Regions from separate parts of the Mus musculus genome. Here region 1 is linked to region 2. A link is a loop called in an ENCODE intact Hi-C map of the cell type or tissue named here. Cell type or tissue: heart. All regions are shown on one strand. Links, peaks and the distances in the headings refer to the core of each region. The heading gives the core; the rest is flanking DNA.

The links. A loop is a pair of places that touch in the nucleus more often than their neighbours do. Peaks named below come from ENCODE experiments on the same cell type or tissue, not always from the same donor. Only the 100,000 strongest peaks of a DNase experiment are listed, where the experiment ranks them.
Region 1: a loop joins it to region 2, with 2.1 times the contacts of the local background. A loop is called at or near these places in 2 of 42 quality-filtered maps.

What each region holds. Positions count from the first base shown.
Region 1 is chr1:138,343,491-138,350,974 of GRCm38, forward strand. No RefSeq gene overlaps it. Among named protein-coding and RNA genes, the nearest start is that of Atp6v1g3, 73 kb to the left of the region's middle. In heart, for the core only: no CTCF peak of the experiment used is centred there; DNase peaks (open chromatin) are centred at 3,621 and 5,131.
Region 2 is chr1:138,503,365-138,510,848 of GRCm38, forward strand. All of the region lies in intron 7 of Nek7 (NIMA (never in mitosis gene a)-related expressed kinase 7), which reads right to left. Among named protein-coding and RNA genes, the nearest start is that of Nek7, 110 kb to the right of the region's middle. In heart, for the core only: no CTCF peak of the experiment used is centred there; a DNase peak (open chromatin) is centred at 3,767; H3K4me3 peaks cover 307 bases.

The DNA of each region.
Region 1 (7,484 bases), core at 1,581-6,580, 160 kb before region 2:
TCTCACTTTCTTAGGTGGGTCATATTTTGTTTGTCTTGATTCTGTGATAAATACCCTGACAAAAGCAACCCAAGGAAGGAAGGAAGGGCCGAGGCTTATTCTGACTCTCACTGCTAGGCTGCTGTCCATCACGGTGGATGAGTCACAGGAGCAGGAGCATGAGGGAGTGAGTCACTTTGTTTCCTTAGTCAAGAAGCAGAGGACAGCAAGCACATGTTATCTTGTACACAATCTAGGATCCCAGCCACTTCGTAGTCCTACCTCTATGAACCAGATCTTCTCATCTCAAGGAATGCAATCAAGATAACTCTCCACAGGTATGCCCAGCGGGCCATCTCCCAGATGATTCTAGATGTAACCCCCTTCCATATCCTGCACAATTTACACCATTTTAGAGAAATCTTCTGTTAGCACCAGGAAAGTATCAAGACCCAGACTTAGTAGATAAAATTACTCAAGTCTGATGGGAATTACCAACTCTCTGAGGACTTGTGAAAAATCAATTTTGAGTTGTATGGATTTACATGCGAACCAGGCAACTGTAGTTAGAAACTGAACTAAAATAGTGTTCTAAAGAGAACATAGCTATAAGAAAAAAAGCACTTGGGTTTAAGGAGTAGTCCTTTCATTCATATCTTTATTACCCCAAGAAGTCTATTTTATTACATCCAGAGACACTTTTCTTTTCTGTAAGGACATGCAGATAATGTCACAAGTATGAGTTTATTGTAAGCATGACATAAAACAATTGTGTGCCTGGGCTATGGCAGCAACTCAGTGGCCCTGGAATGCGGTTTTGTCTGTCTCTCTTATTCTCATGTTAGGCTTCACACGTTTGTTGCTTAAGAGTGTTCTAACCCCTTCCCCACCAGAGAAAGGCACTAGTCTACCACACCGTGGCTAGATAAGTTATGGTAACAGCGGTTTCCAGTCTTTCTATTAAAAGAGATTTGTCAAAGTCACCATACCCAGTTTAACTTGGGCACTGATTCACTGCCAGCATGAACAAGAGAAAGAAAAGAAAGAAACAAGGAAGGAGAGGGGGAAGGGAGGGAGAAACAAAGGAAGAAACGAAGGAAGGAAGGGAAGGGAAAATCATCTGATGGGATGGTTTAACCTTTCAAATATCTGAGCATTCTCTGGAGAAGTCAAGTGGTCTAAGAATATGCTTGTTCATTCATTCATTCATTCATTCACTCAACAAACATACTAAAGGTCCCAAGCACATATGAAGGACAGCAAGCACATAGGAAAGGTACCAAGCACTGTTGTCCGTACAGACCCTGCAATGGAACAAAGAAAAGATAAATTACTCCAATCCAGTGGATCTTACTCTGTTCACTCTCTTACCTAGAACCAAATCACATTTATCTATCCCCTGAAATGATAAGCTTGGGTTGAGAGCCCTGTGATTCCCTGCATGGCTTGGAGCTTCGACTGCTTCTCTAACGCCTTGGTTTCCAAGCCTGAGTGCCTGTGATAGTTGTTGGACACAGTACTGCCTGAGGATACTACCTTACTTTGAGTCTCTCGGCATAGTTAACTACCCCCAACAGGCATGAGTAGAAAGGCTGAGTTATGGGTATATCTTTTATGACTCTCAGCTAATCATAGCCATCAAACTTCTTCAAGTCACAGGCGACCAGCTAATGAGACCCCATTCAAAACAGCAAAGCCCACCTGGAATCAGTTAAGCTGTTTGGGGACCCACTTCCTGTTTCCTGAGCATCAACATCCCCTGATTATGAGCACAGCCCTCAATCACAGGATCCCAGTGTGCAGACTGTTCTTGGCTCCAATAAAGTCTGCTAGAGTTCAATGTGGCTAATATTTTAATTCTCATATGTTAAGGTCCTAGCATGTCCAAGCCGCAATTCCGTGACAATATTAAACGGGCTGTCCTATCATGTCAACTAGACTATCCCTTGTCGACTTCAGATTTGTCACTTGAATATTTAAAAACCAGACTAAGAGGAGATGAAAACTTTAGAACAGGTCCACACCAGCTTTGTTTCTCTAACTCAGTGATGGGTTAAGGTTTTCTAGCTCACGGATGGGATCTGAACACCAAGCTGGTAGGTATGAGGGACATTGCAATGGCACAGATTTCTGTTCCTGTACTCCAAAAATAACCAAGCATTCCTGCAAGGTCAACTATCAGATCCGAATCCTACCCCGATTCAAATGAAATCTATTTTCTCCCAAGCATCCGCCTAACATCACTCTGGCTATCCACATTGATGTCCTAATGCGTCTATTTGTTTCAAATGATTCATCTTTATACAGTTCAGTGCATTCACTACGATAGGGAGCATTGTCAAGCAGGTGGCCGTGAGGCTCATTCTCTGAAGGCTAAAGAAAACCTTTTTTTTTTTTTTTTTTTTTTTTTTTGTTATTCATACTCCGGTATCCAGGTTACATCTTGATAATTACTTTAAAAACTAAGAGTAAAAAATGGCAGATGGAATGTTGTTGCTTTTCTTTCTCCTCCTCTTCTCCCTTTATGTCTTCACATTGTCAGGATGGCTCCATCCATTTAGATGGCAAGGCGGGCTCTGAATGAAGGCAGACCTGCACTTCCTCAGTCATCTCTCCAGTTCAATTACAGAGCTTTAGCGGGGCTAATTAGCATTCTTCAGAGCGGGAGCTCTTTGAGTGACAGGTAACCATGGAGAGTCACACTCTGGGTGATCAGCAAGAATCTAGCATTTCTTTTTAATTAAAAATTAGAAAAGCCTTGAAGAAAAAGCTGAGCGTTTACTGCCGTGTGCCGCTGCTGGTCCACGGTCGCTGCTGGGTAGAGGATAGCAATGGTGTCAGAGGGAAGTGGGGACCGTTTCAAAGGGAATCCAGGAGGATACCACAATAGTCTGAAACGGGGAAAAAATGTTTATCCTTCACTCTGACAACGGACACCGGAAAGAAAGCATGGAAAGACAAAAGATCGGGAGTTCTCCTCATATTACTCTGCTATCCCCTTCAGAGTTTGAAAAATAACGTTGTACTCAATAACAATATTTTTTTTCTGCCCGTCAAATGTTAGATTTAGCGCTTTGGCATAGCATTTGCAGTTATATAAATGATCCATGTTTAGTAACCACTGATTGGATGGGGATGGGAAATGTAATAGCCAACTACAAATATTAACAATTGTTTCAGTCCTGAGAATATGCAAAGGCCCTTTAGTGTGCAAGCACCTCGCCTGCTCCGACCGAGCACTTGAGACAGCAGAGAGTCTTTCCAGTGGAGTGACTACCAGGTCCGAGAGGTGAGTGAGGAACGGTCAGCTTAGCTCAGTAGCCCACGTGTGGGGAAAAAGTAAAGAGAAATCCTGGAACATGTTTAAAGCACTCCATAATCCCCCTACTCAAAAGCACGTAAGTGAACAATCTGGATGATCAGAGTTCGTTTTTATTTTTTCCCAAACTGAAAAGAAAAGGTTATATTTTCTTTCTGCTCATATCCATCTTATTATTTTTAAATTTAATTTCAACCTGCCTCTCCCTTTCCTGTTTTTACCCAAAAGTAGAATTGTAAAAAAACATTCTGTGGTGTTATTTCTGGCCAGTATCAAGCCAGGAAGCTCTTGCAATCTTGAGGGAGTGCCTGATCCTGAGAGCTTGCCAGCCTTCCTCCAGCTAGGTGGAAGAAAACAAAGACACTCGATACTCTATGACTTCTTCCTCAGCGCTTGTGGATGCTCGCTTACTTTGGGAAGATTCACAGCAATAGCGAATGATGAGAATAAGTTGCATTAATTCACAGGCACATGCGTCCTGGTTCCCCTTCTGAAAACTAGTGGGTTGGTTTTTTTTAAGGTAAAAGTTGAATGAAGAAACAGATGTTAACTCCAAAAGTCTTTCTCCTGCAATATGTAGCAATGGGCATTCCCCATCAAACTGCTCATGGAACACTCCTTATAGCCATGCTCTTTAAAATAACCCCTCAACTTTTGAGATTTACACAAAACTAAATTTTACTCCATAGCAGTATTCTCCTCTCAAAATTCAAAAATCTAACCTCAATAAATTTAGCTTATGATTTGCTTTTGATGTAAAAGCAAGTGGGAAAATTTTAAAAACTTAAGTTCCATAAATTTCAAACATAATTTTTTTTCAGAAATTATTTTATAGCTAATAGAATTCTACTGGAGGAGGAAGGGCCATTCTCACACAGGAGCATCAGTCTCCAGTCTGAGCAACTTCACTCTGCAGGGTATTCTGTTTCACCAGTTATGTAGCTGTGTCCAGCTGTCATCCATGGTATTGACTACTTCTGTGGTTGTGATCTATTGTGGGTATATAAATATATAACATATGCATTGCTTTTTTTCTTCCTGATAGTGAATGAAATCGTTAGATTTTTTCCTGAATAAGCAGAAAACACTATACATTTTTAAACAAATCCATTAAAATAATCAGTGTCCTCCCTCCATACTGAGTGCATTTGGCATCTTGAACTACATGGCCATTTCTAGCTAATGTTAAAAGAAATATATTGAATTATTGGAAACTTAGAACTGTTTTCACCCAAATTCAATTCTGAGCATCTACAGATTGGTCAATTTGAACCCTTATGCCTATGGGTTTTTTTTTCTTTCTTCTAGTGTGTATGGACACCATTGAAATAAAAGAGAAAACTTGCAAGAATGAGCCACTTTACAACATTTCATATTTAATTAGAGAAGACGAGCCAGGAGGGCTGCTGACACGGTGCCAGAGAATATTTCTAATTGCTTTACATCTTCCTACTTCGTGATGATGTCTCCTCTAGTGGGAGAAAAAAAATAAATCAGTTAATAATTACAGGTACTACCATTTTTTTTTTCAGAAACAGTCAACACCCCTCAGTCAGCTAGCTCGGACCTCAGTGTGGTGAGCTGTGCTTAGTCTCCTGGATACTATTGTTTAGATTTTCCTCATTGATTCCCAACACTTACATAAAGTCAAACACATCAGGCCTCCTGCTGATGGAGGTTAATCTGCTCACTGTACAGATGAAGGACAGGTCACAGCGAGGCTTCTGGCCCTTACTCACTAGCTTCTCCATGAGAAGTAGAACTCAGCTCCCCCATGAACACGCTTTGCTTTTGGGTTCCTGCCATTCCCTGGGGCTGTTCGTTAGATTCCACACAGACTTCTCATGACATGACTCACACTTGACTCACAGAGTCTACAAAGAGCACAAAAGCCAGCTGACCACATCCTGCCACGCACACCCCTTTAACAGTCCCAAGCCCTCTCTTTCTAAGTCACTGCCCTGGGAAGACGGTATTATACCCAATCTGATAGGTACTTACTTCCTTGTGCTATTGCTCTGACGGTCTCAGGGCATTTTGCAAACACTCTGCATTCACCTTTACCTCACCGGAAGAAAATCCTCTTTGTGCAGGGAAAAATACATTGGTCTTAGGTAGCTTCTACTTTCTGGTTTGTCCCTAGTCTGTCTGATATGTGTTTATGTATGCTGCCTAATGTCTAAGTGTTTGGCTCATGTCTCTCACTGGAGCGGGGGAGGGGGGGTATAAGAGATACTTTACAGAAATCTTTAGCAAAGTTTTATAAGCAAAAATATCACAGAGTTCAACTGAGCCATGTGACAGACAATACTGCCAACATACCGTGTATCAAACAATATCTCTATGCTGTTTCCAACATTTATGGCAAGTATTTGTAGCATAAGGTCTCTTTTGACATATTTGCTGTTTTCAACAAATGATTATCATAACACAAACACACACACACACACTGTTCTCTGGGTCAGGGGCATGGAACAGTACATAATTTAAGATTACAGCTATGCACTAGTGTAGGTTGTAAAAGGTGATTATATTGGAAATCCAAAGCAAATAAAGTTGGGTGTTCTTTTGTTCTCTTAAATCAAGTTAAGCAAGCAGGCCAAGTACACAGTAGGATGGCAGTCATAGTATTATATGACCTCAAGGTGTATTGTTAACTCAGGGGACAGGGGCTTACTGGCCTCAACCGTACACAACACACAACTAAGGAATTCTGTGAGAGAGTAAAAGAAATAGTCTCAGAGAAGAAAAATAGGTAAAGAAATAAACCAATTGATTATCTAATACCAAATGCCCGACCCTGAAAACATATGTATACAAGTAATATTATATAGGCTGAGTAGGTTGTATTCATTTATATACATGATATATAATATTCATTTCTATATGAATATTATATGTAAATGAATATATTCATATGTAATGCATAAATATGCCAACTCTTCATCATATGCAATGATTTTAACCAGTTGTTGCATAACCTCAGTGCCTATGAAATTACTGATTTTAACTTCCTAAACCCTCTCCTGCTGAACACATCACAAAGGCTGCCTGTTAGACTTACGTGTGCCCTCTACTCCTGCACTGTAGCAAATCTGAAAAATGGATTTTCCATTGAGTATTACTGCTCTGTTTTTTTTTTTAATTCAGCCACCAGTAGAGAGATTGAAACAAATGTATAGGCTCAAAAGATCAAATAGACTATGAAGCACAGAAACCCAAGACAATATGGGCAATGAGTAATAAAATTTGAGATGTAGAGACACCACTTGGGTAGATCAAATTTTGTAAGTTCAACCCAGAAACAACCACAAGAGACTCATCAGACTTGCTAAAGGTGAGGTGTCAGCTAGTGAACACCCTCAGATCTGTTACAGACTTTTATCCCACCTTACTCAGCTGAATAAATTCTAGCCCAGGTCATTTTCTTTACTCAAACCCTGGAGCGCCTTCAGATGGAAAAGTGACGTATACCGCTATACCACTCACAGTTTGCTTCTGCCTGCTGCTCTCCGGTAACTTGAAAGTGGTTCTATGCAATGGCCTGCTTCTCCTTATTCCCCGAAGCTTGAAAAGTTCTTTCAGCTAAATGAGCACCCTGAAAGCTACGTTTGCAGAGCACATCTGTCTGCATACTCTCAGCCATACAGTGCTCCCTGCCTCCACCCGCTAAGCAGGAAGTGTAGGAACTGGACTACGTTCTCCTGGAGGAGGCTCTTGTTAAGCGCACCATCACTCCTGCATCTGGGAACCTTAAAGTTTAGTATCACGTGCACACACGGGCACACACATATGTGTAATACATATTATGGATGAACATGTATATATAATACATAACATACACATGTATAAATGAAGAAAATGTGAGAAATACTATAAGTTTAGTATCACGTGCACACACGGGCACACACATGTGTAATACATATTATGGATGAACATGTATATATAATACATAACATACACATGTATAAACGAAGAAAATGTGAGAAATATTATAAGTTTAGTATCATGTGCACACATGGGCACACACATATGTGTAATACATATTATGGATGAACATGTATATATAATACATAGCATACACATGTATAAATAATGAAGAAAATGTGAGAAATACTATGTTTAGTATCACGGGCACACACATATGTGTAATAAATATTATGGATGAACATGTATATATAATACA
Region 2 (7,484 bases), core at 919-5,918:
GGCCTTAGCACTGATGCCAAACGACCCTAATTCCTGCTCTTACAAAGACTTTTAAGGATCGTTAGGATACTTGTTGGTTTTATTTCAACGTACATTTTCTTTCTACTCTTTTGTGGCTATATTTTTAAAATGCTAACAATATTTTTAAGAAAACAAAATCATGTATATTACACTTCGTAGAGTAAAAACATTTAAGTGACTTTCAAAGTAAATACCTTTACTTTCAAATGTCTCACTATTAAGTCACCATTATTAGTTTACAGCTCTCTTCGGTAGACAGCAAATCAAGGTTTGCACTTGGTGTTCATGAATCTTATTTACCAAAGGCAACCTGCAATAACAATATACCACTGCTCGTGGAGAAAGGGTATTTCTAGTTGTTCTATAACTTAAACAAACCAAACTAGGTATTTGGTATAAATCTTAAAGAGATAATTCACAGTACTATAAAGGGGACTTCAATCAGAAACACTATTAAGAGGCACACCGATCATCAAAGCACCATCCTTGGAAGCATTAGTCAGCAACAGAATAAAGTTATGTTCTAAGATCTGTGTGGCACCTCAACTGTGCTGAGCGTGGACGCATCAGTATTACCCAGAACGGAATCCATTTTCAGTAAATAGATAGTCCTTACCAGTATGGACCTAAGAGTCACGAGTCAATCACATACAGAAGAGAACAAGTGAATCTGACGAAGCAAGAAGATCAAACTTTAAAGGAAATCCGAACTTCTCTGAGAGACAAATAAGGGGGAAACCTTAGGAACTCCAAGAAATCAGTTAATTGTAGCTTACACCTTGAAGGCAAGTTTGCATATTTCAGTAGTATCAGAGGAAGGAGTTGTTCAGGGTGTGTGTGTGTGGGGGGGGGAGGTAACGTAGCTTCAAAGTGTCATTATTGTGGGAAATCAACACAAGCCTGTAACGTCCACAGCTCAGACCACCTCCTCATAGTTTGCATAAGCAACTCCAATTACTGGCTAGATGTATACGCTTCCTCTGCTGAAGGAAGGCTGGTGGGTGTAGTTGCAATAATGAGATAGCTCCTCACAGGCTTCTGGATACAGGACATAAAGGGGAGGGCTGGCAGGGAGGGACGCAGAGAGAGGCTTCCTGGAAACCACAGGGGGTGGCTGGAAACACCAAGCTTGAAGGTTCAGAGTTTACAGAAAGCAAAGGTAATTTTAACCAGGAGCTCTGGGAAGCCTGCTGATACGTTAGGGGTTTGATATAAGTGTGAAAGATTGATGACAGGGAAGAGGATGAACAAATGCTAACACTTTACAGAGATTAGCCTCAGCCCAGCATAACACCTTCACCGAAACAGCAGCCCAGCTCACCGACAGCACCCCGCAAGTGAAGGACGCACAGAGAAAGAATGACGAGGAGCTCCAAACCACACTTTAAATGACGATTTAGTGGAGAGGAACATCCTCGGTAGCGCTGCTGCTGAGGGTCAGCGTGAAGTTACAGACCCTGCACTATGGTTTTAAATGCTGGTTCTCCATCTAAACAATGAGCACCTTCCAACTGTTCCTGCATGTTTTATCGCAAAGGCTTCCTGAGAATATATTACAGCACAGACCCAAGCATGCTACCCACCTCCTTCCACAGCACACTTCCAACAGTCAGCAGAGAAGTTTGCATTCCACACTACTGGCAAATGGGCAGATGTATAGTCCCTGGTGACCAGAGGCCTGAGAGGGAGCCTCCGGATGGAGTCTCTCTCCAACATGTTCCCTAATGTGCCCCTCAGCTCTGGATCCACCTGGACTGCAGGCTGAGCTGAGCAAAGATGCCCTGCTCCATCACATCACAGACATCCTTATCCTCTCTTTCAAACAGACAGAACTACGCTTTTAAAGGGCTTACGAACATTTGCAGTGCATTTAAATGTACTGCTGTGCTTTCAATATTTCAACTTAGTGGAGACATAATTATTTCCTAAAATCTTTTCTATAAACTCCATAGCAGCTGTTTTTTTTTGGTTTTGTTTTGTTGTTGGTTTTTTTTTTTTTTTTTTTGACTGTTGCCTGAAGAATTTGTGACTTTTTAAACATCTGTACAAAGAAAGAGAATCATGGAGTGAGAGGACCAGATACTAAAGCAATCAGGCAGACTGTGACATATGGAGGCACCCAAGGCAGCGTGATGCACAACTCTACTTATCTTCCAAGAATGTATGGTTATGGGCAAGATGAGAATGCATTCTGCAAGAGGAGATGCTTATGCCTTTTCAGCCTCCTGACATGAGTAACAGACGTAGGTAGGGGAGGGATGGTTTTTGTTTTTTGTTTTTCAAATGAAAAGGCTCGGCTTCAGAAGAAAACTGCCAACAACTGAAAATGTTATCTGACCTTTCTTTAATCTACACTAATAGTGTACCATGACAATCTTTCAACTGTAAAAATGAAACCCTTTCCTGACACAAGCTGACCTAGCTGTATGAGAAGTGTCGTACATGGTACATACTTCATAAAAAGTAAATACTCCTTAAAATTTACTCTGAATAAAGTGACTAGGTTTTTTAGAAGTTTCACAATAAGCTCAAGGATGTCAACGGATCCTGCTGTCAAGGTGCTATCCTGGAAGCTGTAACTAACGTGGGGACATTTCTTTAGCATGAACCATAATGCAGAATGTTTTCAATAGGTTAGTTAGCTAAAAAACTTAGCACTTTAATCTCCGCAGACTTGGACAAAGAGAAAACCTAGCATAAGGAAATTTACTTTATTATACGATCGGATGCTGGATTCTGTCTTTGTGCTTTTAATCAAGGAAGCAACAAAGAACTGGTCAAAAGCTGGGGATGTGTTTCATCCTTTGCCTCTAGCTATACTCTCTTCTTTTCACTCATCTAGTGTATGTGTATGTGTGAGTGTGTGTGTGTGAGTGTGTGTGAGTGTGTGTGTATGTGTGTGTACATATACACACATCACAGTGCACATGTGGAAATCAGAGGACAACTTGAAGGAACTCATTCTTTTCTTCCACCATGTTGAGTCTTGGGACTGAAGTCGGCCAGCCAGGCATGGCTGCAAGCACGCTTACCCACTGAGATCTTTGGCTTGGTCCTCCTTGGCCTACTTTTATTCATTTTCCTTAACTATGAGAACGGATAGCTTGTAAAATGAGCTATCTCTAAGATGTGGGTTAAAAACTCTTTAAAAATCCATATGGAAATTAGACGATAAAAAAACGATATGGTGCTTTTTAAGAGCTGTTCTCTAGGTCAGCCAAATGAGACTGTTCTAAGAGCAATAAGCCCATTCAGCCCAGCAAGGCTGCTTCTTTATTCTCAGAGTCAGAGTGAACTGCAGAAGAGAATGCCTTGAACAGTCCTTGCTGGGAAAGCTAAAAGACACAAGTCAACTTAACCATAGTTTGATTTAAATACATAAATGAGAGACAAAGCACTCATTTCCTTTTTTAATTTCCTCCTTTGTACTTATGAGTCAGCCAGAAATGCTGCTGGCAGACAGAATGGAAAGAGACCAAATTTATTTCATTATTACGAGTATAATCTGAGGTCAACTTGGGATATCTGGATCAGTATTTCTTCTGTAAAAGACATTCAGAAAATAAAATCTGTATTCTGCCAGGCATTCTTGATGACACTTTGGACACCACGGAAGGAAGACCCAGTGGATTTCACTGCTTCTCTGTTCTGGACACTGCACTGTGTGTCCAGTATCCAAAGTCACTGTGTGTGTCATCTGACTGGCTTAGCAAATGTTCAGGTGCTGCCTGTGGCACACACTGTTCTAGGTCTGAGAGATGGGAATTAAACAGAGCAGATCCTTAAAGCTCTGGGTCCACAGTAGAGCCACGCAGGGCTTGTTTCAAGGAGCTGTCTGAGATGCCGTACTTCAATCAGTAAAGAGGTCTGCCTGGTCAGGCAAGTTGCCAAGGATAGAAGACTCACCCTGGCAGCCTGGAATTCAAGTCCATTTAGCAGACAGTTACCTCATTAAACTGATGACTGTGAACCGTAACTAAAAATGTTTATACCTCCCCAAACCACAAAAGAAGAGAAACGGGCAGAAAAAGCTGGAAATGCAGAGGGCTGCACATGCAAATTGTACTATGCTACAGTACTGTGGTTGTTTTAACTAAACACTTGTTATGGTGGCTGAGAGGTTAAATGTGCAGAGCTTCAAACAGATAATAGCTTCTTCAAGGAGCAATTACTTAAGTCGAGAAAGGACTGGAAGTTAAAAATAAACCAGTGGAGGTGGCCTCGAGGACTGGCAGAACATATGCTGCCTCTACACCCGACACCGCCCCGCACAATTCGAGGGCACAGCAAAGACGGACTCATGGAGAGGAGCCAGGAAAGGTGTGGGGACAACAAGTGCGTGGCCACAGGTGGCACCTGGCACCAGACAGGAACCTGTGGTAATGCCTTCTTCAGAGACACTCATTTTCTGAGCTGAAATCAGAGGATGCCTCACGCTTGGAAACAGTGTGGGAAACACGAATGGTAAACTCCAGAGACTCCAGTGTGAAATTCCCGAACGCTAAGCATGCATTTACTCTGCCCATAGCATCACAGAACCAGAGAGATGCCCGTCTCCCTTTGAAAGATAAACACCACTTCAGGCTGTCCTATGACACAACAGCAACACAGTTTCTCCCAGGGGGGTTCAAGTTTTTGTCTGGCATAGACACCAATATTGGTGCAGTCAAGTTAGATTTAAAAATCCATCTCATTTTAGAATACAGAACAAATGCATGCACCAACTACGAAAGTGCACGCAGAAAACTCCTCTCCATCATTCCTCTCCTGGGGTCATTATGAAGGCACACACGCCCCATGCAAACGTCAGTGCACCCTGCTGCTCTGTGTTCTCGCCGCAGCAGTTATGTATTAGTAAGTACACTTCCTCAAGCAGCAGATAACCACCTCAATGACATACCGGAGCATGCAATGTGGTGAGATCTGTATCTTGGATTGATTTTCCAAATTGGGCTTTTCTCCTGTTGCTTTTTTCCCCCCTCTCTTTTCCTCTATCCCAGAGCATGAAAGGGTAAGACCCTGAGAAACATATCTGCCGATGAAGTGAGAAGGCCCCGTGGCCTGAATATCAACTTCTTGGAATAACTATTTACATATCACAAACCTGTGTCACTACCCCCCCTGTCCTCCCCCCAAAAGAAAAGAAAAGAAAAAAAAGAAAGAAAATCACTCCTTTTCAATAATTAAGATAATACTATTAAACCATTCTTTCACCAAAAGCACAATGGATGGATGGACAGAACGACGGTGTGTGCTCCTTCTACTGCTGTTACATTTGTTTGCATTATGCACCAGGCAAAGGGTACATTGCAGATGTAAAGTCACACATTATAATACAGATTACCCTAGATAACCCCCCCCCCCAAAAGGCACCAGAGAACAGGAGAGATGCCAAGTGTGAGAGAGGCTCATATCATGGCCAAGGAATAGAATCTGTTTCTAGAAGGTGGGAATGGCCTTTAACCAACAGGCAGTTAAGAAATGGGGACCACAGATGTAACCAAAAAGCTGAGTCCTGCCAGGAACCCTAAGTAGACACAAAACAGATGGTGACCTACAGCTCGCAGGAGCCTTGCAGGGGACGTAAAGGTATCTCACCGAGATGAGCCTGGGCATGGGATCTATGAAACTGCAATATAATCCAGTTCTACTGTGTGATCCCACTACGTTTGTGGTGGTCTCTGAAGGCAGCAACAGGAAAGGTACTAGTGTGGTAAAGATTCCTGCTTTCTGTGGCAGAGTGAGAACTTAATTCTCTTAATTCATAGTGTGCCGAGGACACACTATGAGATCCACAGGACACACTGAGGGGCACAGCAAATCATACAGGGCTTAAACATGTGTGATGTCTGAGAGCTCAACCCATCATTCTGTGAAGGTTTCCTTGGTTTGGTTTGGTTTGGTTTGGTTTGGTTTTGGTTTGGTTTGGTTTGGTTTGGTTTGGTTTGGGTTGGGTTGGGTTGGGTTGGGTTTGGTTTGGTTTGGTTTGGTTTGGTTTTGGTGCGGAGAATGGGAGGTAGGAGAGTAGGGGAGGCTAATGTGCTCACTTTCGGATGAATAACACATGTTATAGAAAAACTATGATTTTTCCCTAACTTGTGTGAGCTTCTGCTTGGCCATCCCTGACATGAATCTAAGTAATTATCCATATTTCCCAAGTGGGCGAACTGAAGGGAGGCTGAAAACAGTTAACAGATCATGTGACGTTTAGTCCAGACTTTTTAAAGCTTGATGAGTAAAAATGTTTATATTAACTGTGTAGATTGCTCAACCATAGTGATTAGCATAAGGGATAACGGAAGATGCACTGATCCAGAGAGCCGTCTCCGGGGTCAGTTATTCAGGGGAGCCACCAGCAAACTTCTATGCTCAGGGTATCCTAGTTTAGAAAGATGAACACTCCTTAAGGCCACACATGACTCCCACTTCATTTACAACTACTCCCATTAAAAAAAAATTCATTATGGGTTGTCTGGAATAGCTACAGCGATGACACAAAAATAAATCCTGCACAAATATAAGATGAAACGAGGCATTTTTCCTTTATCTCTGAGCATTATTGCTGGGCTCTTCGTCATCATGCAATCCCCAAACCAAATGCTGAACTGAAGACAATACAGAATCAGGGCTGCTCTGTGTGTGTGTGTGTGTGTGTGTGTGTGTGTGTGTGTGTGTGTGTGTGTGTGTTGGGGGAGTAGTACCCCAAAGACCAAGTGCAGGCTTCAAAGTACTCTGGGGTGACAAGAGATATAATATGTTTTAATGCAAAACTATATTTTATTCTTCTACATAAATTCACCCACATTAACACTTTTAGTTCAGCTCACCCTTTGATACAAAACCTGTCCAGAGCCTCAGCTCCTGGCTTTGTTTTAATTTTTCCTAATTCTCAAAGGGGCATGGGCAACCAGGAGTGAGAGAAAGCAAACTATGTTCCATAGCAGACTAGGTTAGGTAATTCCAGGTCGAACAGTCAGAAAACCATAAAATGTGCAAGAAAAATGTCACCAAGTGCTGTTATAATGGGAAAGTAAGTCCCTGTGAGAATTAAGTCCAAACAAGGAAACCAAAGACCTATGTACCACCTTCTGAACAGACCCATCTGGCCCTCTTGAATTTTCCTCAAAACCGGAATAGACACACTCGTGAGTCCCTACAGACTGTTGAGAAGCCTTTTGTGTGTCACTACCTACCTGCAGCAGCACAGGGAATACCTCACAGGGCTAAGTTATGTTTGACCAACTGAACTGCTCAGAGTAGGCTGGAGAATGTGGCCAGATGGAAGAATGGGAATCAAAGTGCAAATGAGATAAGCTCCAGAGATCTGGACTCATGGTTTATAAACTGCAGGCCAGGCAATTCATCAATGGGTTGTGAAATCAATGCAGCAGCTTGCAATCAGCCTCGTTTCAATTGAAATAAAACAGAACAAGGTCAGAACACTCTGCCGTTTGTAGTACAAA